Linked DNA regions of Mus musculus: region 2 is linked to region 1. Evidence: chromatin loops called from intact Hi-C (ENCODE). Cell type or tissue: left cerebral cortex. All regions are shown on one strand. Links, peaks and the distances in the headings refer to the core of each region. The heading gives the core; the rest is flanking DNA. Region 1 holds the start of n-TVcac11 (a tRNA gene). Region 2 holds the start of n-TMcat2 (a tRNA gene).

What was found. A loop is a pair of places that touch in the nucleus more often than their neighbours do. Peaks named below come from ENCODE experiments on the same cell type or tissue, not always from the same donor. Only the 100,000 strongest peaks of a DNase experiment are listed, where the experiment ranks them.
Region 2: a loop joins it to region 1, with 1.9 times the contacts of the local background. A loop is called at or near these places in 2 of 42 quality-filtered maps.

The regions. Positions count from the first base shown.
Region 1 is chr13:23,298,377-23,313,357 of GRCm38, forward strand. 4930557F10Rik (RIKEN cDNA 4930557F10 gene) reads right to left here. Exons shown (of 2, transcript NR_126444.1): 1 at 14,613-14,981. n-TVcac11 (a tRNA gene) reads left to right here and starts at 9,253; the gene lies at 9,253-9,325. It overlaps n-TIaat9 (a tRNA gene), which reads right to left and starts at 10,749; the gene lies at 10,676-10,749. n-TVaac6 (a tRNA gene) reads left to right here and starts at 405; the gene lies at 405-477. It also overlaps n-TAagc11 and n-TVcac4. In left cerebral cortex, for the core only: a CTCF peak has its summit at 8,750; DNase peaks (open chromatin) are centred at 8,999, 9,229, 9,752, 10,697 and 2 more places; H3K4me3 peaks cover 1,762 bases.
Region 2 is chr13:21,902,746-21,917,726 of GRCm38, forward strand. It overlaps n-TMcat2 (a tRNA gene), which reads left to right and starts at 4,366; the gene lies at 4,366-4,437. It overlaps n-TKttt23 (a tRNA gene), which reads left to right and starts at 5,195; the gene lies at 5,195-5,267. Gm40831 (a long non-coding RNA gene) reads left to right here and starts at 8,184. Exons shown (of 3, transcript XR_873164.3): 1 at 8,184-8,584; 2 at 9,400-9,441; 3 at 9,530-9,613. n-TDgtc11 (a tRNA gene) reads left to right here and starts at 8,568; the gene lies at 8,568-8,639. It also overlaps n-TLcaa2, n-TRtct3 and the pseudogene Gm11279. In left cerebral cortex, for the core only: no CTCF peak of the experiment used is centred there; DNase peaks (open chromatin) are centred at 4,446, 5,194, 8,603 and 12,074; H3K4me3 peaks cover 1,340 bases.

The DNA of each region.
Region 1 (14,981 bases), core at 4,630-12,629:
CAGGATTACTCCTAATAACCAAAATACAAAATCAAGCTACTGTCTATCCATGAACAGATGAAAACACAGCAGACACACATGGAACGTTAGCTACTCCGCCCTTTATAAAGAGGCTCTTGCAATCACTGAAATGACGAAGCTGAGGACAAGTGAAGTTAAGTGAAGTGAACCAGCCACAGATGGACAAATTCCACAGGACTTCGCTCACAGTGTGCAATCAGAGTGTTCAGTTGGCAGTAACAGAGTAGAGTAGGGTCACCAACGGCTAGGGATGGAGAGGGAAGGCCTTAGTTACTTTGAACCCCATGATAACACACATATACAAAGAACGTCAACATCCTGTAATTTACTAAGCAAGTTTTGAATGCATCCGTAGAAACTAGGAAAACTTATTAGTTCAGGGTGTTTCTGTAGTGTAGTGGTTATCACGCTCGCCTAACACGCGAGAGGTCCCCGGTTCGAAACCGGGCAGAAACAGTGCCTTTCTTTTTCTTCTCACTTTCTCTTGTGTGTTTAGGTTCTCAGCTCATTCTCTACACTTTTGGGCAGTTAGGACAATCTCAGCTCCACCGTTTCAGCCTATGCTGTCATGCTTTCCAGCTTCATAGCTATACCTGTGTGAGGACCAGTGGAGACAATTAGCATAAAAGGAAGTACAAAAGAAAAAAAACTTTTCCATATGTCGGGGGATTAGCTCAAATGGTAGAGCGCTCGCTTAGCATGCGAGAGGTAGTGGGATCGATGCCCACATCCTCCAGTTATTCCTTATGTCATCTTATGCCTTGGAATAGTACTCGCTTCCTCTTAATTAAGGACTGAAACTACCCTCCTTAGTCTTAGTCTTGGGCTTTCCTCAGACACTCTGAAGATAAACTAGAGGTTTTCATATCCACGTCAGGTACTCGTTTACATTAGTCAGTTGTTTCTGGGCGTCTCCATTTGTCCTTCCACTCGTACATTAAGTCAGAACCGCTTCTGTGTACCCAGGTTTAGACTTTTCCTCTTAAACCGTGCTGTGTTCTCTTGCCTCTTTGGAACCTTTCTTTTTCTCGTCCATCTCTTTGCTCACTCACCCGCATTATCGGAGGGTTGTTTTGCTCTTCACCGGAGCTACCCACAGTACAGCACTACCTGGAGTTCAGCATTTCATGGACTAAACTCCACTCGGCCTAAGCGCGAAGTGGCGTCCTCTCCACTAGTCCATTTCTAAGCTCTGTTGGGGAGAGGGAGAGGGGAGAGAGGGGAGAGAGGGGAAAGAGGGGAGAGAGGGAAAGGAGGAGAGGGGAGAGAAGAGGGAGAGGGTAGAGGGGGAGAGGAGAGAGGGAAGAGAGGGGAGAAAGGAGAGGGGAGAGGATGAGAATCTTTTCTTAACAAGTTGCTGAGACATTTGAGCCACATGCCCAATTTCTCTCCAAAGCTCCCCAGAGGCTACAAGATGCTCCTCGAATATCTCCGGGTTATCAGGCTCTTCCCCGGATTTCCCTACGGTGCACAGCTACATCTTAACGCTGGAATTCCTACTTTTCTCCCTCCCAAGAGCTCTCTCCGCCCTGCGCGCCACCCAAGTCACATTAATCCTTCTCTGTAGCAGGATTCCGCCTCTCCACTATGATTTTTATCTTTGCTTTAGTTGCATTCCTTGCGTTTGTCTCCGTTGGTGCGGATCTGTAACTTCTGAATCACACTTGGGCAAGGATACAGTGCACATCTTGGAAGGCAAAGTGAAATAAGCAAGCTTGCTGTGTGTTTCCGTAGTGTAGTGGTCATCACGCTCGCCTCACACGCGAGAGGTCCCCGGTTCGAAACCGGGCGGGAACAACACTTGTCAGTTTCTTTTTGTTTGTTTTTGTTTTTTGTTTTTCTGAACTCTTCAGATTTTCAACAGAGCAAACACCCATCTAAAAGGAACCGCATGCACTGTAGGATGCTTCCCTCTGGGTCCCAGATTAGACATAGATCACACCCAAACACCAATTTTCAAGCAAAAGAGAGATCCATTATTAAGCAAGGCAAAAAAAACCGAGGTCTGTGTTAGAATGAACTAGGACTTTTTGGTAAATTCTGATTGGATATTTTTAATCAGTTAGTTCAAAAAAATAAATTTTGACCTTGATGCTTTGATAGTTGGACCTTGGTGTTCCGGCACAAGAACGAATCAGCACATAAAGGACTAGATCTTGGGGGTTAGCTTTGGAAATGTAATCTAACGTTTTATCAAGGGGGAGACAAAAAGCAAAGGACAAAAGGCAAAAGCTGTTGGCACCATGTTTGTCATGCCCCGGCCTGCTAGATCTTTTCACCATGTCTCTTGACTAGACCTGCAGGAGCACATTCCCCATGCTCTTTCTAGGAAAAACAAAAACAAACAAACAAACAACCCAAAGGAAGGCACACCGGTCCACTGCCACCAGGAATTTGTTGGCTCTCCACATTTTTCCATGTCCACTTCAACTCGTCACTTTTTTTGTAGAACAGTAGTTCTCAGCCTTCCTAATTATCTATCTTAGTTAGGGTCTTACTGCTGTGAACAGACACCACGACCAAAGCAACACTTATAAATGACAACATTTAATCGAGGCTAGCTTACTTCTAATAGTGCCACTCCCTGGGCCATACAAGCCATCACACTAATGTTGCAACCTTTTAATACAGTTCCTCATGCTGTGCTGACCCACAACCACAAATTTATATTCATTGCCAATTCATAGCTGCAATTTTGCTAGTTATGAATCGTATGCAAATATCTGTGTTTTCCTGTTGTCTTAGGCAATTCCCGTGAAAGGGTCGTTCGATACCCTCACCCCTCAGGAGTCGCGACCCACAGGTTGAGAACCACTGTGTTAGAACCTGGCATAGATGCTCTGATCCTGAAAGGCTTTTGAGCAGTCTGTGAGAACCTCGCTTCTGCATTTTCGGACTCATCAGCCATGCAGTCCCGGAGACCAGGAAGCTGCTCCCGAGTTCGAGTTCACAGATACATTCTGCAGGTTTGCCTGTACCTCCGCACCTCAGGTGAGGAATCTTTCAACCTATATAAGGAAGAAACAGCAGTGTCTGGATACACGGCTCATTTGCGCACTTTTCTGCTAGGTGAAGTGCTGAAACACATACCCTAGAATGCCCTGCTGACATTGTGACAACTTGCTCTGTTGCCTTTAGAAGCTGCAGTGGCAAGAGCATACGGTTGCTTTTTCCGAAGGAGAATTTCCTCCTACAGCCTGGACCTAAATGCCAACTTGGTCTGAAATCACCCTGGCGGAGTTCTAGGGGGATAGAACCCAGCTCTGGTACAGGAGACCATTACCAGGAGCCCAGTCTAAACTCAAGGCTGTGGCGGTTGGGAGATTGGGTATCTGGAGTGTTAACGAGTGAGTTACTGCGCAGACCAGGCAGAAACAGGGGAGTTGGGGCAGTATTTGATATTCAACCTCTGCTTCCCAGTTCAGGCCTTGACACTTTCCAGCTCTGGGACCCTGAGAAATACACTCAATCTACCTGAGCCGCTGTTGCATCTGGAAAGGGCAGATGTGGATAAGTCCTTAATTGTCCCTCACCGTGTTCCCTCCTTTTTCCTTGTCTTCCATCCAAGTACCCATTTAACTCTAGTTTAGTTCCCTCTTTGTCCCTCCATAGCTACTATCTTCTGTTTCCCCTTCTTTGGGGGATCCTCTCCTCCACCCTAGTTCTTTACTGGGTAGCTAATCTCTGCGTTTTTTCAGATCGTAGCTCACATATCAAAAGCTTAAAAGCAAAATCCACATAAAAGATAGCATGTAATATTAGTCTTTTACATCTGGGTTACCTCACTCGATATTAGTTTTTCTACCTCCATCCATTTAACTACAAATGTCAGAATATCATTTCTCTTAAGAGATGAATAATATTCAGCTATAAATAAATAAATAAATAAATAAATAAATAAATAAAATTTTTACATTTTCAAATTCATTCATTAGTTAATAGGCATCTAGGCTGTTTCTAATTTCTAAATATTATGAATAAACCACCTATGAACATAAATGAACTGGTATTCTGTTGTAAGATACAGAGTTCTTTGAGTATATACCCCAGAGTGGTACAAATGGATCTTATTGGCCTGTTTGTTTGAGACAGGGTCTCTGTGTACAGCCTTTGCTGCCCTGGAACTCACTAAGTAGACCACCAGACTGGCCTCAAACTCACAGAGCTTGTCCTGCCTCTGCCTCCCAATTTCTGGAATTGAGGCATGTACCACACCATGTCAGTTTTAACTAGATTTTGAAGTAGATCTATTCCCAGTTTCCAATTTCCATAGTGGCTGTACAAATTTGGACTCCCACTAACAATGAGTGTTACCCACAATCTCACTACCATTTGCTTTATTGATCTTGGCCATTCTGACTCAAGTAAGACAAAATCTCAAAGTAGTTTGGATTTGCAAATTGTGTCTTGACCAAGCCAGCTCAGTTAGTCAACAGGTTCTCCAGTGCAGGAGTGAGGATTAAAAAAAAAAAAAAAGACAATAAAGAAAATTGTAGCATGACCCCAGCCAGTTCTGAGGCTAAGGTAGGTTTATTTTTTTCCCAAACTGCTTTTATACCATTTTAATTACATGCAAGTAGTAAGGACAGCTCTAGGTTGAGGAATAAGCAAAACAATAAACACAACTAGTCAAGGAACAAGCAAAGCAATAAAGAAAGTCCCACGACCACACCCTTGATCACTGTTTCTAAGGGCTTATCAGGATGACCAAGATATCTGAGCCTACTTCCCTATCCTAGCCCAAAGTCAGATTCCTGCCTGAAGCACATTTCCTGTCCTTGGCCAATGTCAGATTCCTGCCAAGCGGCCCCAAAAGCTCTCCACAGTGTCTTTCATTTTTTGAGAACCTTCTGTTTAGTTTCATGTCACTTTAAAATAGGGTTGTTTTCTTGATGTCCAGTTTTTGTTCCAGCTTTGTTTAGTTCCTCATAAATTGTACATACTAATGCACTGTGCGATGTATAATCATAAACAACATCCCCCATCCTGTAGCCTGCTGTTTTGCCAAATGACGGTGCCCTTTGCTGTACAGAGGTTTTCAGCTTCACAAGGTTTTGTTTTATTACTCTTACTGCCTTGCTGTCAGTGTCCTGTTCTGAAAGTCCTTTCCTGAGACAATGAATTCAAACCTATTCCCTACTCTGTAATCTACCAGATTCTGGGTATCAGGAGTTAAGTTTTGTGGATGGTGATAGATGTAGATCTATTTTTATTCTTGTATATGCACCTGTCCAGTTTGTCAAGCACCATTTGTTGGAAATTCTGTCTTTTCTCCATTTGTGTTTTTGACTTCTCTGTTAGCAATCAGTTGTGCATAGGTGTGTGAGCTTACGCATGAATCTTCATTTCAATTCCATTGATCAACCCATCTGGTTTTGTGTGGACACCACACTGTTTTTATTACCATGACTTCATAATACAACTTAATATCTGGGTGGTCATATTTTTAGCAGTTCTAGTTTAGCATTATTTTAGCTATCCTGAGGTTGGTTTTTGTTTTGTTTAGTTTTGTTTTAATTTCCATATAAACTTAAAAGATTTTTTTCAATTTCTATGAAGAATTGTGTTGGAATTTTGATGGGTATTGCATTAAATCTGCAAATTGCTTTTGGCAAGATGCCCATTTTCACAATATTAATCCTACCAATCCATGAGCATGGGAGGCCTTTCCATCTTCTAGTGTCTTTTTCAGCTTATTTATTCAATATCTTAAAGTTTTTATTTACACATTTTCACCTTCTTAGAGTTATTCCAGAATATTTTCTTTGAGGATATTGTGAAAAGTATTGTTCCCCTGATTTCTTTCTCCATTTGTCATTTGTTTGTAGGAGAGCTGCTGTTTTTTTATGTTAATTTTGTATTCAACAGTGACTGAAACTGTTTATCAGCTATATGCATCCTGATGCAGTCTTTAAGGTCTTTTCTGTATAAAATCATGTCATCTACACATAAAGATATGTTGATTTTTCCTATTCATATCCTTTTAATCTGCTTCAGTTTTATGTTCTTGTTAAGACTTCAAATAATACATTGAATAGATATGGAAAGAGGGGGCATTCTTATTTTGTCCCTGATATTAGTGGAAAAGCTTGAAGTTTCTATTTAGGTTAATGTTGGCTGTGGCTTGCTGTAAATTGAAGTGTATTGAAGGGTGTGTTTTGCATCCCTAGTTTCTTCAGGACTTTTATCATGAAAGGGTGCTGGATTTTCTGCACCTAATCAATGAAGGTATTTCTTGTCCTTAATAGTCCATCTATGTGGTGCATTATATTTACTGATCTACATATATTGAACCACCCTTGCATCTCTGGAATGAAGTCAACTTTGATCCATGGTACATAACCTGTATATGTTCTTGGATTCAATTTGCAAGCCTTTTATTGAGAATTTTCTGTCTATGTCCATAAATGATATTGATCTGTAAATTTTTTGTTGGGTCTTTGCATGGTTTTGGCATTGGGATAATACTAGCTTTGTAAAAGGAATTAGTGTTACTTCAGTAATTACTTTCAGTGTTATTTACTTTTTGAAATAGTTTGAGGAATGTTGTTTACTCTTCTTTGAAGGTTTGGTAGAATTCTGCTCTGAATCCAACTGGGCCAGGGCTTGCTTTTTTTTTTTTTTTTTTTTTTTTTTTTTTTTTTTTTTGGTGGGGAGGGATTTATTTTTAGTAGAGGCTATGGGTATGTTTAAATTGCTTATTTGATCTTGGATTAACTTTGGTAGATGATACATATCTACCAAACTTTTCATCCATTTCTTATTGGTGTCCCAATCTGATGGGATAGAGATTTTCAAGGTGTGTCCTTGTGATTCTCTGAGTTCCCTCAGTCTCTGTTGTAATGTTCCCATTTTCACTTCAGCTTTTGTTATTATGGATCATCTCACTGTCTTTTAATTCATTTTGCTAAAATATTGCCAATCTTACTGATTTTCTCAAAGAACCAGCTCATTCTACTAACTCTTTGTATTATTTCTGTATGTGTATTTGCTTGTTTCTATTTCATTGACTTCATTCTGGAGTTTGGTTATTTCTTGCTGTTTTCTCTCTCAGGCTGTTATTCCTTCTTGTTGTTCTAGAGCTTTCAGGTGTCACTAAGTTACTGCTGTGAGATCACTCTGTGTGTGTGTGTGTGTGTGTGTGTGTGTGTGTGTGTGTGTGTGTGTAATAAATGATTAGTGTTATGAACTTGACTCTTAGAACCACCTTCCTTGTGTCCAGTGTGTCTGTGTATGTTGTATTTGTATTTCCATTCATTTTAAAAGGAGGTTTCTTTCTTGGTTTCATCCTTTTACCATGAGATGCTGTCTATCCTTGATGACGAAATTTATTTCTTACGTTCAGTAGAAAGATGGATTCTGTTTTCTAATCTGTTAGCCTGTTATCAATAATTTCTGATTATCTGTTGTTGTGGTGTGAGGTTTTCCCCTCTCTTTTGTTTTACTTACTGTTCTGGGATTATTTGTTTCCTGTGTCTATTTGGATGTGGCCTCATCAGAGTGAAGTTTTCCCTCTAATGTTTTTTGTTTTAAATTTCTCTCAATTGTCTTGTAATCTGTTGATGAGGGTTACCTTTGAGGTTTTGTTTGACATCCAAATTTTTTATGTCCAGTTTAGTTCCGTTTAGGTTTTCTTTAGTGATTCTATTTCTGCTTTCCTGTCTTGAGATGCTGTTCTTATCGCATTGTCTCAGGGTTTCTATTGCTGTAAAGAAGCACCATGACCATGGTAACTCTTATAAAGGAAAGCATTTAGTGGGAGAAGGGTTGCAGCTCAGAGGTTTAGTTCTTTACCAGGATGGGGGAAGCATGGCAGCACTCAGTCAGACATGGTGCTGGAGAGGCTGAGAGTTCTATTTTTTGGATTAGCAAAGGAGCAAGCAGAGAGTGTGTGCCATTAGGCCTGGCTTGTGCTTCTGAAACCTCAAAGCCCACTTTCAGTGACACAGTTCCTTCAATAAGGCCACATCAGCTCCAACAAGGACACACGTCCTAATCCTTTCAAAGAATGCATTATGAGCTTATAGAGACCACTTCCTTTCAAACTACCACATTCATTCAATTGTTTGTGTTTTTACAGTTTTCAGTTAGGCATTTTTCTTATCTTTTTTAAGGTTAAGGCCCTTAAACACATACATAATTACTATTTTAAAGCCCTTGTCTTATGCTTTTTGTATATATTGCATTTCTCAAGGCCTGTTTCAATAGGGTTACTGGCTTCTCGGGAAGGCATATTGTCTTGCCTGTCCATCTGGCAGAGAAGTTATGATACTTGAGGTGTTTCTTGGTGAAGTTATCTGTTCCTGTCTTTATTGGGTGCGTGTCCTGTTCTTTGGTTGCTGTCGCCCACTCTGGATCCTTGGCAAGTGTGGTGGCCGTGGGGTTCCTGGTAAAGAGGGGTCCTGTAGCTTGCTGGGTGACACAAAGGAATGAGGAAAGAATCAGAGGGACAGTGGGAAAGAACTTGTGGATCCGGGTTGGCACTGGTTCCCACAGGGTGGAGGTCCGGTCGGGTCGGGGCTCCCATAGGCACATTTAAAGAATGCTTGTGTTTACAAACGTTGAGTCCGAACCTTTTCTGTGAGACCATCTTTGGGCCCCCCCTCTTCCCCCTTAAACTGAGCTCTGTCCGCCATTCTGGAATTTTCCCCATCTTTGTCCATCTTTTACCCATTCTACGCCATAGTAGGAGTTTTTCCTTCGTTTCACCGACAGGGAGCTACGCGGCACTGCAGCCGCCAACATCGTGAGGACAAAAACTCCATTCAGCCTGAGTGGAACCTGGCCCCCTCCCTACTAGTCTCAATGTTCCATTTCTAAGCGCTGTGACAAATTGAGCATCTTCCCTTAACATGATGCTGTGATTATTTGAGTCACTTGCGGATCGTCGCTCAAAAGCTCTCTGGTATCTACAACCTTCTCCTCGAAGTGTCTCCAGTTGATCAGACTCTTCTATCCTCCTCCCTTCTCTGGGTTTGACTCATTAGAGATTTCCCTGAGATGCACTGATGAGTCTTTACTCCTACAACAAGCTTCTCCCTTCGCTGAGCTCTTTCCCTTTTTCACTCCGTGGAAGTCACAACTTTTAATCCTTCCTTCCCTGTACAGGATGTTGCCTGTCCAGTGTGGCTTTTTAATCTTTGGTTTGTTTGCATTGTAGTTCTCACAGATAAGATTTTAGCAAATTTACTCTATCTTGGTTAGTAACGGATAAAACTGAAGGGTCAGAGGGTTTCCGTAGTGTAGTGGTTATCACGCTCGCCTCACACGCGAGAGGTCCCCGGTTCGAAACCGGGCGGAAACAGTACTGTTTTTCTCACTTTCTCTTGTGTTTTCAGAGTCTCAGCTCATTCCCTACACTTCTGAGGAGTCAAAACAATCTCAGCTCCTTGGTTTCACTGTTATGCTTTCCTGAGTCCTAGCTATACCAGGTACCTGAGTAATGCTAAGTGAAGACTCAAGCATAAAAGACTGTACAAAAAATTTCCCATTATGTCGGGAGGTTAGCTCAAATGGTAGAGTGCTCGCTTAGCATCGATGCCAGTTATTTTCAGAGCATGTTTCCACTGAAAGCCTGACAATCTGCTTTTCCAATTTTGGAAATTGGAGACTTAAAAAAAAGTCTTACACTTTTGCCCCCTTCAGCACACACTCGCTTGCCCGTTTCTCATACCCACCTCATGTACTCCTAAGTCTGTGCATTTGATAAAAGTTTGTCTCAATTTGTTCTTTCACTCTCCAGACACTGGGTCAGGACCTCTTCTGTGCCACCACACATATGCATAGCTTCTTTTTATTTTTATAAAACACAACAAAGGGCAGTTTTAAGTGAACCTGCTCACTCGGTCCACAGGGGCGTGTTTAGATGAATCCCAGACTTTATATAAGAGCTGGAATGTAGTAGGTTAGTGGCATGGTTCTTGCTTAGCATATAAAGCCCCAATTCAATCCACAGCACTTTAACTAAACTTCGGAGAAATGTCTGAAACATCTGACTTAACATTACATCGCCTTGATATTTGCCTTCTATAATGTAACGGAGAAGCTCACTAAATGGATCGTTGTAAATGCCAAAACACAGACCTCTGCTAGGCTCCCTGGGAATGCTGGGAGGCACAAAACTCAGGTTCAGAAAACTGTTCGGAAAGATCTCGGCTGGAAGATCCTTTGGACCCCACTAAGCAGCTGGACATTAATGAAGGACTTGGGGTTCTGAACCCGACATTCCTCCGTTCAGTGTCTCTAGATTAACAGAAGGCAGAAAACAGAAATGAAGGCACAGGCAGAGGCCAGGACTGGGGTTTCCTGGTAGCATTACCCAGCCTTCTAATGCACACAGCTTTGCAGGAAGTCTGTGTGAAGTGAGTGTGACTGGAGAGGAGGCACACTGTGGAAACGTGGCAAGGAGAAAGACCCAGGTACTCACTGCTGTTTCCCACTGCTTCCAGATTGATTCCTTGTGGTTCTCAACGAACTATGAATTGTGCTTTCAGGACACTAAACCACAAAATAAGAATGCAGCTAGACAGCACAGAGCAATCAAAAGGAAACACAGTCAAGGTTGGTATGCCTTACACAGCTATACAGAGTAGATCTATGCCACATTCGCTTCATCTTTTATTTTGAAGGCAAAGCATAGTAGCTAAAATATGTGTGGCCCGTACGGGGATCGAACCCGCGACCTTGGCGTTATTAGCACCACGCTCTAACCAACTGAGCTAACCGGCCAGACATGAGAGTTGCTTCTACGACCTCTACAGATATTTGATGACAACGTTGACAACTAAGAGTTTCGTCTTGTTTTTCGAAATTTTAAGATTTTTTTTAAAGATGTAAAAACTTACAAACCACCTTATTCGAAGCAGAAAGTTTTTAGCAGCAGAAAAAAAAAATCCGTACGAGAGCAACAAATGTCTCCTTGCACTCACTCATTCATCAACTCGGTCTGGGTCGACGCACAAACTGCTAGCAGTCCTCTGGCCGCGACGGAGTTCTGCCACCCACTTCTCCCTCTTACCCACAAGTGACTATTTGAAGTCTTGCCAATTTTAATCAATTTCAGAATACATTCGCCAAAACCATTTAGATAACGCGGAGGGTGGCAGGCCGCCTCCAGATCAAGTCTCTCTACTGGACTGCTAGGTAGTGGCGGGGATTCTAGACTAGTGGCTCAGGAGAGGCAGGGTATTTGTTCCCAGAAGATCTGCGTTGCTCCGGGCCAGGGGGAGGTGGTCTCTCCGAACACTATCGCGGTCCGTGGAGTCACTGCGTGTTGAAAAGAGTGGAGGACCAGCGCGCCCTAGTACGTCTCAAGGACGAGTCCTCTCGGCTCATCCACGCCTGTCCTGGGTCTCAGTGATGCCAAGCTCCTCTCAGCTTAAACTGTAGCTGTTCCAGAAGTTTTGGGGATCCCGGGGCTTCGTGGCGTTTTTTATCTGCCTCAGTGGAAACCGGAAGAGGCGACAGGGATGCCCTTCGAGTCATTCGGTCTTTCTTTAGTGAAGTCGCGAAGGAGTTGGGAACTTGGGATTCTGAAGTGAATATTTTCGGGTCGCCCAATCTTGGTGACAACGAATATCTGTGACTCCGAAGTTTCCTGTAATTTCCAAGTCTGTAACTGAAGAGGCCAAGGTAGCACATCAGCCTACCTGTATAGTCGTTTGTTCTTCAGGGATCTTTTGGTGAAAAGGCACTTTTGGTTCTTTTCTCCAGGGACCCTCAGAGCTCCAGTCCCCTAACTGGTGATCTTACTGTGGCAACAACCACAAAAGTAGACACGAACAAAGGAGGATCTTTAAAAGCGCGATGCGTGGGGCGTGACACCGCTCCTTGAAACGTCACAAGCCTCTGCACTAAAACTGCTTTTACCGCCAGGCTATCAAGACCCTAGGTTCCCCGACTGCCAGTCCAAGAGCTCTGCTGGGGTTTTGATTTCACCAATTCCCTGTCCCCGCTATTGATCCAGTAATTCACCAAGGTTAGAAAACCTGTGTGTGTTCAAGGGAGGTTTTCTCAGGAAATCCTTGTCTCACAAGCCCCTTGAATTGCGTATCAGACTCGATTATCTAAACTACTGAGCCTCTGCCAAAGTGCAGCTCTCAAGGAAAGTGAGCTTAATTATGACAGTTTAGCAGGATAGTTAATTTCTTCAAGAGAAGGAGAGTTTGATCCCCAGAATTAAAAATAAAATAATTTTTAAAAAATACAAAGTATGCTGGGCTGTGCTTGTAATCCTTACTCTTGAGAGGCACAGATGGGGGCTATTCAGAAAGTCACAGGCCAAAGAGATACTAATATCCCAAAACAAAAACAAAAATAAGAAACCTAAACCACCAATAGGGACCGGCTATCCTCCTAAATGTGCACACATGTATACAATATAGTGAAAATATATTTATACCTTTTTATCTTGGGCTTAAAATTTTAAAAGTATGTTATGTGTGTGTTCATGCACATGAATACAAATGCCTAAGGAGGCCAGAAGAGAACATCCCATTCCTTGGAGCTAGAGTCACAGGTGTTTCTGAGCTGCCTGATTGGGCGCTGGGAACCGACTGTGTTCCTCTTAATGAAAAGTGTGTGCTCTTAGCCATCACTACAACATAGTTGTACAATTATAACATCTGTCTCTGTTCAAAGAAACTTCATGAGACTCTGGGTTAATCACCAGCTATGTGACTTAGCTCACTTATATAGAGCCCACCAGAGTGCTGCAGAGGCTCTTGGGTTCCTAAGGGCTGGCTGCCTTCAGGAGCTTCTGCAGGTCCCTGCCCCTGCCCTTACCATCTGTGTCTTTCCCCATCCCATCTCAAGCAATTGACTCGACTCCTCTCAACTGTGGGATGTGACTCATAAAAGGAGACATGCTCTCTTAATTCCAGGAGTCCATACAACCATTCTGTCCTATTCTTAGCAGATAGATTCATAAACTAGGGTCCGGTTGTCACCCCACCCCTACCTGTCACATAAAGTTTCATGGAAGCCACCTGCTAATGTCTGTACCCATCAGTCACTTTAAGGAAAATGCCCTCCCACTAGCGACGTTTCTTTCTTAGATAATGGTTCTTCAGACACTGACCCTGTTCACCCTTTTCTGAAGCTACACTCTCCCAGGTTTTAAGTTACCTGGGGAAAGCTGCAGACCTCAGCACTGTTCTAAGACTGGACTTGAGGGTAAGAATGTAAGCATCATTCTTGATGCTGTTCCGTATACGAAATGGGTGCCTCCTTCATTAAATGCCCCTGAGAAGTAAACTGGTTTTTGTTGTACAGCAAATTTACATAGTTCTGTTTGGGGTTTGTAGCAGATTAAAAGCAAATCACATATGGCCCGTACTGGCAGGGATCATATCCCGAGACCTTGGCATTATTAGCACCACCCTCTAACCAACTGAACTTACCGACCAACTGAAGGACAGCTTTCTATCTAGCCCTATAGATATACAACATGTACTTGTCAGTTGATTTTTTTTTCCCAAAAAGATTTTGCTGAAGGGACCCTGTTATAGCTGTCTCGTATGAGGCTATGCCAGTGCCTGGCAAATACAGAAGTGGATGCTCACAGTCATCTATAAGATGGAACACAGGGCCTCCAATAAAGAAGCTAGAGAAAGCACCCAAGGAGCTGAAGGGGTCTGCAACCCTATAGGTGGAACAACAATATGAACTAACCAGTACCCACAGAGCTTGTATCTCTAGCTGCATATGTAGCAGAAGATGGCCTAGTCGGCCATCAATGGGAAGAGAGGCCCCTTGGTATTGCAAACTTTATATGCCCCAGTACAAAGGAATGCCAGGGCCAAGAAGCAGGAGTAGGTGGATAGGGGAGCAGGGCGGAGGGAGGGTATAGGGAACTTTCAGGATAGCATTTGAAATGATATAAAGAAAATATCTAATAAATAAATAAATAAATAAATAAGAATGCTCATTTTGGGCTGGAGAGATGGCTCAGTTTTTAAGAGCACCAACTGCTCTTCCAGAGGCCCTGAGTTCAGTTCCCAGCAACCACATCATCTCAACCATCTGTAATGGAATCTGACGCCCTTTTCGGGTGTGTCTGAAGACAGCTACAATGTACTCATATATGTAAAATAAATACATAAATCTTTTTTTAAAAGAATTTTCATTTTTCTTGCCTTTCTTTACTTCTATTTTCAAGATTTCTTGAAGCTGGAAAATTTTATGAACCACGCGTTGTTCTAACTAGAAAGTTTCTCTGAGCAGAAAGAAAATTCTGTAAGAGAGTAACAAATATCTCGTTGCAATGATTCCTGACCAGTTTGTGGAACCCAGAGATACTGGTCACAGCACAGTCTACTGGCTCAGTAGTCATAGAGACAAGACGCTCTCTAGCCACGACGGAGTTCGCCTGTTGCACAGTTCTCCTCGTTGCCTCTAAGTGACAATTTGATAACCTTTCCTATTTTTACTGAATTTCGGAATCCTCCCGCCAAAAACATTTGGGTAACACAGTGGGGTTGTCCAACGCTCATTCCGTCCTCCTTTAATGAAGTAGCGAAGGAATAAAAAACTTGAGATTCTGAAATGAGTATTTTCAGGTCACCCAAGAAATACTTACGTCTGGCACTTACGGTCTGAGCATCTCCAGAGCCTCGGCGACAAAAGGGACAAACCCAAGGCGATTCGCACGGAGTCGGACGGAGCCAGCGCTGACCACTGCAGGACCCGATGCCTGGATTTCCCTTCTACCAGGATAGAATGAGCCAGCTTGAAGTCTCCTCATCCTGACGTCTAAGGCAGCCCCTCGTCGCTGAGACAAGGAACTTTGGTGACAACCAAATCTGTGACTCCGAAGTCGCCCTCAACTTCCGAGTCTGTAACTGAGACCAACGCAGAGCATCTGCCTCCACCTCCCAGTCGTTTGTTCTTTGGTGAAAAGACGCTGTTCTGCCGTTCTTTGATGAAAAGACACCGTTGGTCCTGTTCTCCAGGGACCCTCT
Region 2 (14,981 bases), core at 4,333-12,332, 1.4 Mb before region 1:
AGGTGAGATGAGCTAGGACACTGGCGAAGAGTTTGAAATGTGTGGCAGGAGCCTGGTTCCATGAGCAGCCATATGTCCTTTCTGCCAGAAGTAAGGGAAAATGATGACGTCTTTTGGAGGAGGGGAATCAGCTTCACAGGTTCCTGAGAAATGCTGGCTTTTATCTAAGGAATAAAAATCCTCCTATAGTCCAGGCTGGGCTCATTTCTGGATAGTTGGACCTGCCTTTGGGGGATTGGGGAGTTGGAGTTTCCTTGGGACCTGACAATAGTTAAATTAATAAAGTAAGTCCTGGTTACTAGCTTGGACCAGCTCCAGGTCACCCCAGAAAGCTCCCAACAGAACAATTCTGCTCCTACATATACAATGACAGAAGCACAGACTGCTGGAAACAAGGTTCAGTCCTCTGTAAAAAGAGGAAAAGCAGAACTACAGGCTCGCCCCAGAGAGAACTGAATCGGCTGCTGAAGGAGAGGCCTCTGTGCTTCAAGTCCAGGATCTCATTATAGTAATAACTAGGAACAGGCAGATTCTAGCTGCACCCATCCCTCAGCCCAGTGTTAGGAAAAGGCAGTAAATAACCCTTCAACATGAACCACTTGATAAAGCAGTTGCTTCTCAAGTAGAACCACAGGCTTCAGAGATTTCCGAGCTAGTATCTTCCACAGACATAAAAAGAAGCAGAAGAAATAAGGAGAGTCAAGTCAGGAATCCTGTGCCAAAGCTCTACCGCTGCTGAGTTATCCTTTAATCCTCTGGAATTCCATCTAGGAGAACAGCCAGGAATGTACAGAAGAAAGACACTAAGATTATAGCAGGAAATAAATAAATCATGGGAGATCTGTGAATGCAGGGGCACAGATACTAGAAGGACAATAGGGCAGAAGGGACATATGGCTACCCATGGTGCCAGGCTGCTTCAGCAGCACAAGCACCTGCTGCACGTCCTAGCCCACTCATCCCCTCCCCTGCTACAGACTCTTCCAGCTCACAGCACACACATCACCCCCCCATCCCATGCCACCAGACCAGCTGTTCTATCTCCTCATAACCCTTCTAGTCTCGATTAGTTTGTTCTCTCTTTCTCAGCTACCAGCAAGACGACTTTCTTAGGTAAATATAACAAATGTCTGGAATAATGTCACTCAAGACTTTGGTGATTCCATCCAAAGAAGTTCAGAAGAAAAGAAATACTAACAGTACAAAACCACCAACATTTGCATGTACGAGAAGAAAAATGGAAGAATGTTGCATCTCTTACAGAAACCAGAAAGGAGAACTGGAAGAGTCTGAATGAAGAGGACATTGAAATAATAGAGGAAAAAGAAAAAAATTAAAGATTTATGTATTTATTTTATGTATATGAGTGCACTGTAGCTGTCTTTAGACACACCATAAGAGGGTATCGGATCCCATTACAGATGGTTGTGAGCCACCATGTGGTTGCTGGGAATTGAACTCAGAACCTCTGGAAGAACAGTCAGTGCTCTTAACCACTGAACCATCTCTTCAGCCCGAGGAAAAAGAAATTAATGTGAAAGGTTCATAAGTATAGAAGTTCAGAACTCCCGCCTTTAGAAGGCAGTTTCTCAGAATCATTTAACCAACCAAGCTGTAACGGATCCTTCAAGTTCAAATTGTGAAGCTATAATGAAATTATCAGCTCACACATTTGTAGTTGTAAAAATGTACAGATTTAATAAAGATGTGGCTGGGGCAGTATAAAAACAAATGACTTGACACAATTTAGTGACCATGGAGACAGTAAGAATGAGCTCACAAGCATAGATATCATCAAAGAAAAGCCAAAGTGGTGTACTTCTTGGATATGATTGCAAGTTATGCAAGTCTGAACTCAACATGTCTCAGGACACAGGTTGTGTGAAAGCCAGCAGTTTGAAATCAGCAAGAATGAAGAGAACACTATATGTTTTGTAAAATTAGTGGCTAAAAGGAGTTATCAAATGGTGACTCAGGAAATACAGTGTGGGACAGTGTACCATTTGCTATTGACAGAAACTATTTTGTTGTTTTTTTGAAGGATCTCAGGGAGGACTCCCAGAAACATTTCCATTTCCTGTATTCCTTTATCTCATCTGTGCTCCTAATAAAGGAACCTAACATTGGTGCAGACAAGTAGGACTGCTAGTGTCTTCCACAGATAAGAAGCTGCTTCTTAAATAATCCCAGCACTCAGGGGGCTAAAGCAAGAGAATTGTCCTGAGTTTGAGGGTACACTACAATACAGAAAAACCCTGAAAGAAAGAAAGAAAGGAGCCGGGCGGTGGTGGCGCACACCTTTAAGGGAGGGAGGGAGGAAGGGAGGGAGGGAGGGAGGAAGGAAGGAAGGAAGGAAGGAAGGAAGGAAGGAAGGAAGGAAGGAAGGAAAAAAGATCACACTTACAGAAGGTAACAGGTAATGTGTCTGTCATGACAGCAGAAGAAAGAAGGACTCAGAAGGAGGAATGTAAATCAGAAGGAAGAAACAAGTAGGGAGGGAACAAAATAGAACAAAATAAAGATACATGTGTATAAAGATGCAGAAGTAAAAACCATTACTTTGTAGACTAATACAAAAAAATAATAATTTAAGAGAAAATCACTTCTCACTTAACTAAAAAATGAAGATGTCTTCTGTCAGGACCAGAATTCCACATTTCTTTCCTATATTTAGTTCTTAAAGACATTCTTCACTGGAATCTTCTAAATGTTTGTATTTTATGTCCCCTCTGGGAGATAATTCACTTTAAAGGCATTTAGGTATATGTCCATGACCATGTCCACAATAGCTACTAAGGAATTAGTTTAAGTCTCATTGAGCACTGAGCTGTCAAACTTTGGGCTCTGGATTCTTCCCTTGAATCCCCTTACTGTAATGGCTGAGCATCTGGGGGCATATTTGTTGAAGGGTAAGAAAAAGAAAGCTGGGAATCTCAGGAACGAGAAGTAAAGAGCAGGAAACGTGTCAGCAGAGCAGCTGTGTGACTCCCAGCCCCAGAGGAAAATGAAATTGCAGCCCTGAAAAGAGGTGGAAAGTTCTGTTGCAATTCTGAAGGCAAATCCAGGCATTCCTAACCCTAGTGCTCAAGGAAACATAAATAGGATCAGGAGGCCCGTCCTGCCAATGCCAGGCAGGGTAGCCGCTGATGGCAGGGGCAAAAGCCACTATGTCTCACCCTGAGAAGTGCTGGCTCCTAACTATAACCTCTAATCATAGACTCTCAAGGACGCTTAGAACTTCAGGTAGACAGGGAAAACTGACTCCTGTACTCTCTTCTTCCAGTAAAGGGATTGAGGCGTTAACTAGCACATCATACTATGCAAACACTACCATTCCCATTTAGCCTATGAGACACGTTTAAAAATAAAACAATGAATTGTGCAGTCCTATCATTCAGTAGGCTGAAGCAGGAGGATTCCTGAAATTTCTAGGCTACAAAGTAACCCTTAAAACGGAGAACAAAACAAAAGATAACAATTTCAGTTGTTACGACTGGGAAGTGATGGCATTTGCCTTTATTACCTACATTTGGGAGACAGAGTCCAGCCTGTGTACAGTATGAGTTCCAGGACTATACAGAGAAACCTTGTCTTGAAAAAACAATTTTTTTAATGTATACCTATAGTCCCAGAGGCAGGAGGCGCTCAAGTCAAGACCAACCTAGGTAGTTTTGCAAGACCCTGCCTCAATATAAAAATTTTAACAGGGCAGGTCAGGATAGCATGGACTTCTAACTCTAAAAGAGGGACGGGACGGTGGAGGTTGGAGGTTCAAGGGTAGCTTCGGCTGCATACCAAGTTTGAAGTCAAGCCGGGATACAAGAAAGTGTGTGTGTGTGTGTGTGTGTGTGTAAATATATGTATATATGAATATAACTCAATGGTAGAGCATTTGCCTAGCTCCGAGTTGAATTCTCCGTACACCAAGAAAGAAAGGAATAATGGAAAAAAAAAAAAAAATCATGAGAGCAATTGCATGTCACAGACTTCCTAAAGCAAAGCAGTGTGGGAGTGTGAGAAGGAAGTGACAATTAGACTTTCTGAATGTATAGGGAGAACGGAGCGTATCAAAAGTCCAGTACCCAGGCTGAGACCAAAGTGGTATGAGAGGGAGGATCTGTATTCTAAATTTTCAGTCAAAAGCAATATAATACCACTGCTAATGAAGTATATGTTCTTAGAAAGGTTTTTGGCTTTGGCTTTCTTAACTAGATTGCAAAGACACGTTACTCTTTTTAGGCGACAACTTTGAAAGAAAGCATAAGGTGAACCCTAGAAAAAAGATACAAATTTCAGAAAATGGATACAAAAGGATAAATCGAAGTTTATGCCTTGATATACAAATGGGAAAGCCATACCTTATATAGCAGAGTGGCGCAGCGGAAGCGTGCTGGGCCCATAACCCAGAGGTCGATAGATCGAAACCATCCTCTGCTAGTTTGCATTTTCCTTCCCTTTACATTGCCAGTGAAATCTTGTCCAAAGGGTTTGAGAGCAATCAGAAAGGAAAAGAAATGGTACTGGAGAAACAGAAAACTGGGCGATACAGAAATCTTCAACTTTTTAAAGAATCACGACACCACAGAACACCACAGTGTCTTATTTTCTCTATTGCAGGTTCTGTGACCATCTCTGCCTCTCGTCCATACCTTCTTGACTGTAAACTAACACTGGAGAGGCTCTGGCTCTGGCTCACTCTCATAGCTTGCACTAGGCCCTGAACTCAGTCTGGAGTACTAGACCCAAAACCAGATTTTAAAAATGTAACAAATATACCGAAGCTTGGTTAGAGCTTCGGGGTTAAGTAAGCTTTCAGAAAACTGGCAAGTCTGAAAGAGCATGGAGAACGAAGGACTGGAACCGCCTGTCCCCGCCACGACTTCCCGCGACTTCTGCAAAGCTGGAAAAGGAGCAGGAGTGGGTCATAACCTAAGAGCTCCTCTGAGGGTCTATCACCTTGCACTTGGTCATCCCCTCTCCCGAGATAAATACATGATAATTGTGCAACTCATAAACGTTTTGAACGGAATCACTGGGAAAACAATAAGGTTTGGTTATTGTCCTGTTGCTCAGAAGACGCAAGCTACAACTTTGGGCGGCTGGACACAGTCACACATAAACTCTGAATTCTTATTTTTCAGAGTTTAGTGATTAATGAATCACTTTTATCATGAGAGAAAAACACTTTCTAAGAGCCTGGATAGCTCAGTCGGTAGAGCATCAGACTTTTAATCTGAGGGTCCAGGGTTCAAGTCCCTGTTCAGGCGGAAAGGTGATCGTTTTGTGTTTGAATAAGGGAAGAGCAAAACCTCAGTCAACACAAGAATTTCTTTCCTCAAAGGGAATAAAAATAAACCAAGTAAAAATGAAGTGGGTTCAGTAGGGAAGCCATCCTTTAAAATTCTCTTCGCCTTAAATATAAAATATATATAATATAAATATTAATTAATATGTATATATACATAATAATGGGGGTGGGGGAGATAAAAAAGGAGGATCTTTGAACAGAGTCTGAGGATCAGTTTTTGTAGTGAAGAGTAGGGAAGAGGGAAGGCCTGGCACCAGATACAGTGAACCTGCTCATTTGTTTGTTTAAGTGTAACAGATTGCCTGTTCCTTAAACCCCTGGGCTGGGGGGTGGGAGGGGCTATTTTTTTGGAATCTCGTGTTTCTTAAAGCCTTAGCTTCTGTTTTATGGCTCTGGTTTTTGAATGACGCACCTAGGAGATAGGAGGCTATGGGATGGGGAGTGAATACTGCATACATATGTAAAGCATCACAATGAGATTCATTGTGTATAATTAACATATGTTAATACAGATAAAATAAAACTCACTGAGTTCCAGGCCACATTGAGCTGCATGGTAACCTGTCTCCAAAATATTTCTTTGAAATGGTTCATCTTGGCCTTTGAGTTCACATCTGTTTGTGCAAGCTGCCAGGCCAGGTCACTTAAATGAAGGTGCTGAGGATTCAGCATTGTGGATAAAGGATTGTGTCCTTGAGTCTGGTAGTAGGAGCTTTAGCCAAACGCTCTGTTCACAAGCCCACCGTGTTCACTTTCAGTCTCGTTTTTTTTTTTTTTTTTTTCATTTGAAATAATTAGGTTTAGCCAGTCATGATGGCCCAAGCCCAGCATTGGAGAGACTGAGGCAGAAGGATTACCATAAGCTGAAGGCCAGCTGGAGCTACAGAATGTCTATCTTTTAAAAAGAAGAAAAATGAAATGAAAGAATTCCGTTCATGTCACTTTCACTTTGTCCCTTATTGTAGTGTGTCACTTTTATACATGCATGAAATGTAACATTTTCAAAGTTAGAAGTAGGGAAAAGATAAAGAAGGCGACTTCACACCCCAATTATAGCAGCCAGTGGCTTTATCCTGTGTCTTCATTTTAATAAAGGAAAAGATACAAAGATGCAGTCTAAGAATTTCTCTTTCTGTCTGAGACCAAAGATAGCACATTAGAGGCATTCATTTCCACCTTTATTTATTTATTTATTTATTTATTTATTTATTTTTTCTTTCTTTCTTTTTGAGTCTCATGTAGCCTATGCTGGCCTCTAAGTCTGTCTGTAGCTAAGACTGGAACTGAACGGCCTATCCTCCTCTCTTCTGCAGAGACTCATCTATTCTGCCTCTTGCTGTTTGGTTTTATAGCAGCAGAAGTCCTCCAAAGCGCAGAAGTGTCAGCCTATTACATCCAAACGTTCCCCTATGCTTATCCACTCATGTTATTTTCAATATTCTCCAGTAACAACAGAGTAAAAAAATTAATATGTTTCATGTTGGATACAGATTTCAGGATAAATTGTTAGAACTGGATTGTTGGGAGAAATGACTAACATAATCCTGCTAACGTCCAGTCAAGTTACCCACCAGGAAGCAGGGTGTTAGTTACACAGGGAGGTCTTGAAAATGTAAACTTTATGTGACCCCCTATTCAAAATGGAAGTTTTATTCCAAACAATTTATCTCAAAATTGTTTTTCAGATTCCTTTGTTAGAAGGAAAAAGCTGTACTTCAAGGCATCTATACTCGTTTTTCTGCTTCACCAAGCAGAGGTTAAAAAGCAGCATGCACTGCTGAAATGGAAATAGAAAAATATAGCTGGAGTAAATGACTCCAGCTGCAGCCGGGGACTTCTGTCTTTTCTCTCTGTTCACAGTCAAATCATTCTGAGTGGTACACTCCCCAAGAATGTGTCTTTGTCATTTCATGGTCATTGTTATCGAACTTGCGGGTTTAAACTATGCCAACTACGGTCCTGCCACTTATTCTCAATAAGTCAATTAAAAGAGCCACACTAAAAAGTGGACAGGCGAAGGAGGTATATCCAAGGTGGCCACACTGGGGAGAAGAACAAAGAGAGCCAAGGACGTTCCTACTCTACAGCCCCTCAGCACCACACCCAGCTCCTAAGTAAACCCTTTTAACACATGGAAGGATGTACGTTAATGATGGAAGTATAATATAGTATATACATAAAGCAGTAACAATTTACAACCAGCTTACTAATTTCTTGGGAAAGTTCTTTGAAAGTTCATTGGCTAGCTAGGTGTGAGGTGCACACCATTAATCCCAGCAGTCAGGGGGCAGAGGCAGGCAAGTTAGACTGGTCTACATATGGAGTTCCAAGACAGCAAGGGCTACATAGAAATAGAGAGAACCTGCCTCACACAAACAAAAATAAAATAAAAGCGAGGGGAAAATAAAGTTAATTGGAATCATATTGAGTAGATACAGTAACTTGGAAAGATATAATGTCTGTGAGATATTCATTTTTCATATTCATAAGCATGATAATATAGTTCTCTCTTTATTTAGGTCAGCAGTGTCTTTCTTAGAAGGAGGCTAATTTGTTACTCTAACATCTTTAGAAAGTTGTGGTTTCCATGTTTTAGTCACCTGGATTAGGACCTCTCTCACCTGCAAGCCTGGTTCTTCTTTCCTTGAAAAAGCCAATATTTAACAGTTTGCTGTTTGGAGTGTGCACTTAGCCTTTAAGGGCTGAACAATCTCTCCAGCTCTTTTTTTTTTTTTTTTCTTTCTTTCTTAACAGAGCACAAGCAAACTTCCTCCCCACATCCCTCCTCACTTACAATCCATCTTTTGTTTGCTTTGTCTTTTGGAGATAGGGTCTCCGGAGCCCTGGCTGGCCTGGAACTTGATATGTAGACTAGACTGGTCTCGGGACTTAAAGAGCCACCTTGGGCTCCGGTGTACTAGGCTTGAGCCACTACGCTTGGACCCACAATCTTCTCTCTGTCTCTGTCTCTCTCGGCAAATCTTAAAGGTCTTAATGTTTATTTGATGTTGTTTATTAAGCTTATTCACACAACGCTTTATCTTTTATTCTTTGCTGTTATTTGAAACAAAGGCTCGTGTCTTAGCTGTTCTTGGCAGAGGAAGAGCTTTGTGATTGCTTAGAGGTCGTCGGTGAGGAGGGAGAAAAGAAGAAGGGAGAAGACGAAGAGAAAGATAAAAGAAAAGAAAAAGAAGCAAAAGAGGAAGAAAACATCCCTTCGTTTGAACTTCCCTTAACATTATTGTATACGTTCTCGTTCTCCTCGTTAGTATAGTGGTGAGTATCCCCGCCTGTCACGCGGGAGACCGGGGTTCGATTCCCCGACGGGGAGTCTGGACACATGTGGCTTTTTGTTTCTATTTTGGGACACAAAAGGTCAGGTCCGTCTGGTGGTCACCAAATGAGCTATATCTGAGGCTGCGATTTTTGCAATTGTTTTAAATCAGATCACAACACACAGTCTGATTAGGACAGCCCGTATGGCCTTTCTGAGAGGAATGTGCATCTCAGCAGGGTTCATCTATTTCAGTACCCTCCCCAGGATTCCCAATTTGAGAGAGAGTTGGAAATAGCAGTATTTCCTATGAGACCATATACTCTCCCATAACAATAAAAAAAGCACAAAGAGAGTTCATTTTGTGTTGGTTAACAACTATGCCTGAACATGAGGCACGGCCTAAAATGTAGTTGATTTTCCTTCTCAATAGGAGGTACCAATTGCAAATAGCCTCAGGGTTAGGGTTGGGACTTTGTGTTCACTTCATCCTGGGATTGTGTCTGGATTGAATTTGTTCAGACCTTGTGTATGCTCTAACAGAATCATAAAACTTGTTAGGATTTTAGACCATCAACAGTTCTTTGCAGGGTGGTTGTATGATACATGAAGAATTCTGAAATCAAAAGACAAAAGTTTTGTTTTTTTTTTTTTGTGAACAGGACCAAACTGATCCTGCTTCTAGCGTAAGAAACTCTCCTATACTAAACAAAGGCGCATAAAACAACCATAATGCTGAATAATTCAACTTGAATGCTGAATAATTCAATTGTTTGTTTGTTTTTCCTTTTTATGACCACAATTGTAAACTTCCGAGAGCCCACAAATCATTCAAGGTGGAAGATATAACTGAGTAAAGGTAGACCGGGTTTTGATTTCTATAATGATAATTAATTTATTCTGATTAAATTCGCCAAAGTCAAAATTGATTTTTGTTGCTTGAACAGGAACTCAAAGCCTGGACCCTTGGAATAAAAACTCAACACCCTGCCAGTTCCCAGGTTTTCGAAGCATGCTTCTGTTCATCTGAGAAACAATTTAATTCCGTAAGTAATTTAAGTTTCTGGGAAGAGCTGAAAGACTCCTTGGCTTTGGGTACTACCAAGGGTCTTACAAAAGTCTGGCTTGGCTACCTGTTTTATCTCAACACCTCCACACTATACTTACATTAAATGGTCAAGAAAAATAATTTTTGTGACTGAAGGATAGAGATTATCCCAAGAATTAATGATTGCAGAAGCGAGGTCATCAGAGACCCCTGGAGATCGGGCTGCCTTGCCAGCTTGTAGGTAGAACAAGGAGGAAGAGATTGTGCTTAGAAATGTTGGAGCAACTGGGGATAATCCTCAAGAGAATCAAAGGATGGGAAAAGAGGAAGCTGCCATCATTCTAGGTGTTTTTCTTGCACTTACAGACACCAAAGCCATGGTTTTTTTTAGAGCTTTGGTTTTTTGTTTTTAATTTGTTTATTTCATTTAGACTCACTCTCTAACTTATTAAGAACTGGATGGACTAGTTAACCTAAGCTAGTTTTTTTTCCGGTCCTTCAATAATCATTCATTCATGAACCATAGTTTAAATACCTGTAGTATCAAAAGTCATAGGCAAAGGTGACATCAGAAAAGATGGGAAGAGCCTGGTTCTATTTTCCAGGGGTTCATTTGATTGGCTGATTTAGAAATATGATCCATTCACCTCCCCCATAAGTGTAGACAAGTCTTATAACAGACTATAGATATTCTTACTTAAAGGAACAATAAATAGCCTTTAAATCACTGGTTCTCAACCTTCCTAATTCTACCACCTTATAATGCAGTTCTTGTTGTGGTAACCCCCAACCATAAAATTATTATTTCATTGCTACTATCATTCTAACTTTGCTACAGTTATGAATCATAATGTAACTATCTGATATGCAGGATATTTGATATTTGACCCATGTGAAAGAGTGTTTCAACCCTAAGGGGTTGAGACCCACAGGTTGAGAACCACTTCTTTAAAAGATTCTAGATATAACTTGATGTTTGATAGTTCTGTTCGAACCGTTCTGAACTTCTATGATACAGTAGTTAGGCCTTGTCAAAGGTTTTTTCAGGACTTTCAAGATGGCTTAATAGTTTGTAAAGGTGCTTACCACTAAGCTCGGGAACACGAGTTCCATCTCTGGAACCTAAGTGAAGGAAGAGAAAAACCAGTTCCCACGGCTATCCTCCAACACCCACATGTGTGTGCAAACTTCAAAAAGAGATAATTTTGAAATATCTTCTAAGAAAGCCTGCCTCCCATGCTGGGGGAGGAAATGCTACCTCAAAAACATACTCCAAACGTTGTTTCATTGATGAGGATTCCAAATAAGATTTCCTATTTCTAAACATTTGTCTTGTGCTGTTGTGAACGCATTAGGTGACAAACTGTGATCCAATATCATAGGACGGCCCTAGTCTGGGGTAGAACCAAGTTTGCTGTGTGTAAATAATGATACTAAATATCTGCATGTGGATTACATCCTTTGCTGTTCATTATTATCAATCATATTACAGATTAAGCTGATGGCTCCCTTTTCCCTCTGGTGTCCCTCACACCAGTGCTGCTCTGTCACTACTCTCACCACCCCCTACCTAGAGTATTACAATGTTCTGACGTAGAGTGTGAATCACATCCTGCTTGCTCGGACTTTAATTCATCCTTGCTACTAATCTACACTATGCTGTAATGGTAGTTAAGTTCGGGTTAGATCAGGAAGTTACACAGAAGGAAAGGGCAACAACGGACTCTCCTTTGACCTCTGTCCACTCAGAGACGTCTGTAGCAAGCAGCGCAGTAGCTGATTTACAGTGAGTTTCTACAATGCTAGAAGGCCTCCCCTGTGAAAAGCAAGCAGAAACACTGGATCAAAGGTCTCAGCGAGATACCGGAGTGGGAAGAGGAAACAAATGGGGCGAGGGTAGGAAGAAGACAGGGGACAGAAGAGAGACTGGAACAGACACTGTTACTAGGAATGATCACGCCTTACTCAGTTCATTCCGTTCATCCATGTCAGATATCACAGGCCTTCAGTTCACATCCCCTTTCCCAGATCGTCAAATAAAGTTAGGGATATCAAAATCTGTAGAAGAGAAGTGACAAGAGTATCAGGATCAGGGTGGAAAATGCCAACGAGAAGGGGCAATAAAGCTGCGAATTTCATTGCCAGAAAGAGAGAGCGCTACCGGATTGGCCGAAGTGCTACTGGGTTCTTAGAACTCTTGCCTCGGATTCAAGAAATTTCACATCATAGCACCGACTCCGGCACTCGGATCCAGGATATCCTAACTGCAAACCACAGCCTCCCAGGGAAGGGCTGTCCAAGTGTGTGTCACTTCCCTACTTTCCCCTCCTCCTACCACTCTCTCCCCACAGTTTCACTTCTTATTTTCAGTAGGTTCAAACCTTCCATTCCAGTACCCTGGGTACAACTAGGATCTGGCTCATTTTCTTAACAATCGATTATTCCGACAGGCTAGAGCGTGTGTCAGGATGGCCGAGTGGTCTAAGGCGCCAGACTCAAGCGTTCGCTTCCTCTACTGAGGGTTCTGGTCTCCGTGTGGAGGCGTGGGTTCGAATCCCACTTCTGACACAGTTGCTTTTTATTATTATTATCATCTTGCACCTTTCGTAATGAAATCTCTGTTTTGCTGATTGTATCAGCTAGGAAAGACTTTCTTTAATTCCGTTTTCTGACTTTGAGCCATCTAGCTTTTTTTTTTTTTTTTAACACGATATTTTGACCCGTTGTTTTTCTGTCTTGTGCCCTTGAACTCAAGCTAACCCTTTTGCCTCAGCTATCTATACAGCTGGAAATGTCTTTAATATGCTTTGGTTTCTTAGTGTTTAGTTCTGATTATTCCTTCTGGCCATTTGTTACAGTTTTGCACATGATCGATTCAATCACATAATTCATCAGTTCTGAGTTCCTTCTTGTCCGGGTGTGTGTGTGTGTGTGTGTGTGTGTGTGTTGCATTCTTTCAATTGACTTCCATTTGATTTTAGGCAACGCTGGCTGATATGTGGGGGTGCCCCGCTATTTTGTGGGTTTTCGCTCTCTTATTTATAGACTGTTCCACCCCTCTGTCTGTCCTTCTTAAGTCTCATTTATTTTCTTCTGTCGTTGTGCTGTTTTGGTGAAGACTGTGCTAAACTTCTTTTAGATTATGATAAACTCTGGGTTTAGGGTGTAACTTAAGGGCAGAGCCCCCGCCCAGAATACTGGAGGCTCTGGGTTCTAACCCCAGCACAGAAAAATAAATCTTGAGTTGCTTATCTCCAACAGCCTTGAGTGCTGGCAGCTTTCTCCTCTGAGGCTGTTACATCTTTATTGTGGACCAATCATAATCTCAGGAGTTTGTTTCTTGAGAACGTGACAGATATCTGAGGTAGCTGAGGGAGAAGAGCCTTCCTCATTGTATAATTCGAATGTTAAGTTCTCCTGTCCGCATTGCACATTTGTATCTTCCAACTGTTTCAGTCTTGCTCAACTTAACTTTCCGTGTGCTCTTTTGCCACATTAAGCTGCAAGACTCTTCGTCTTAGTCTCTTAGGAGTGAGAGAACTTAGGGGGTCTAGCTGTTCTTATGTTCCGATTTCAAGTTTTTCTTCAGCACACAGTGCATTTTGATCTTGTAACTGTATCTTCTGGTATTATTCAGGTTGTTTCTACATCTATTACTGTTCATTTATCCTGTCCATATTGTTCATTAATTATATGAGGGCCGTTCCTGACTATACAAATGGGTACCTTACAAAGGCTGATGATCTCATCCTTTGTATTGCCAGCAATGAGGAACCTTTCAGACAATCAGAATGCCTGAGGTGGAGCTGTGGTCTTATTGTATGGCACAGACTACGGTCTAAACAAGCGTTCTCACTCTGTGGGTCGCGACCCCTTTGGCAATCCTTGATATCCAAGAGTATATAGCAACCCTTGAGACACTCAGATTCCAGTCTTGACAAGCCCCGCCCACACTTAGGAGTGTAGCATCCTTATTCTGAGCACATCTCTTAGAGAATGAGCTTAACTTACTTCAAAACCTTTTCCTAATACATTCCAATTTTGTTCATAAAACAAAATGTGAGGTGTTTAATAGAATAGTATAACCAATCTATGGAATATTACACGCTTTAGATGAAGAATGAGATGCCACCACATATTAAACTATATCACAACACAGAAAATAACAGTATGTGTTTATGTATATATCTATTTGATGCCTATACAATGCATATTCCTAGAAATATTACCTAAAATCTATGTCGCATATTTATTAAACATGTATATAATATGTAAATTTCTAGGAAGATGCACAGGATACTTTAAACAAACAAGGCACCAGTCCGGGGAATTAAGGAAGTGGTGTTCTAGAATGAAAAAAAAAAAGATATATCATTCACTTAGGGTGATGTGAGAACTTCCATGGCTCCTTGTTTTAAGTCACAATCTATTACAGACATAAAAGCATATTGAATTTTGATTAAGCTTTTAGGATGAAACATTTGTGCTGCCAAGGAACTTTTTCTAAGGCAAAGAGCGTTCTGGAATTTGAGCAGGTAGAAAGCAGACATTGTAAACAAACGGTGAAGGAAAAAGAGAAAAACTAAGTATATAATATAATACAATATAATATAGAATAAGTTTCACAGCTTTCAAGGGACACTTTAGACCTTTTGAGTTCTTATTCTCGCTCACTCAGTGGCAGCGTTTGGGAGAATTAAGTAATGATGATGCTAGGAGCAGAAAGCAGACAAAACTGCATTGCTTTGATTGCAAGGTCAGACACCTCTCACAGGCAAAATACCGTCGACTCTGGCGGGACTCGAACCCGCAACCTTTGAATCTCTCAATCATGCTAGAAGTCCAATGCGCTATCCATTGCGCCACAGAGCCCACCTGTAACTTTCTTCCTTCCTAAGGCTTCTCAGTACTTTCTTGTGTATCAATGCACTGTTTTCTATGAACGGTATTTCCTGTTTCTGTAATACTTCACACAAAAATGTGCAACAAACAAGATGCGCGATCCTCAACACAACTTTCTGTCCCGGGTGTATTCCACCAGAAATGTCTGACCAGAGATTCATTTCAACTTTCTGGATTTGATGGCACAAGTTTGTAACCTCAACAATTTAAAAACCGAGGCAGAAGGATTTCCTCGAGTTCCAGTCCATCCTGGGCTATACAATAGTGAGGCCATGTCTCAATAAAACAAAAACAAAACAAAGTAAAACAAAGAAAATCAACACAAAGACAAAATTCTTATCTCATTTAGTCTGGCCTCTTTAGTTCCAAGTCAGATCATTCCTTTTGCTAAAGAGAGATCCAAAGTCCTTTAACTCGTGCCGGCGCCCAACCAAGTCCTCCCTTTTTTG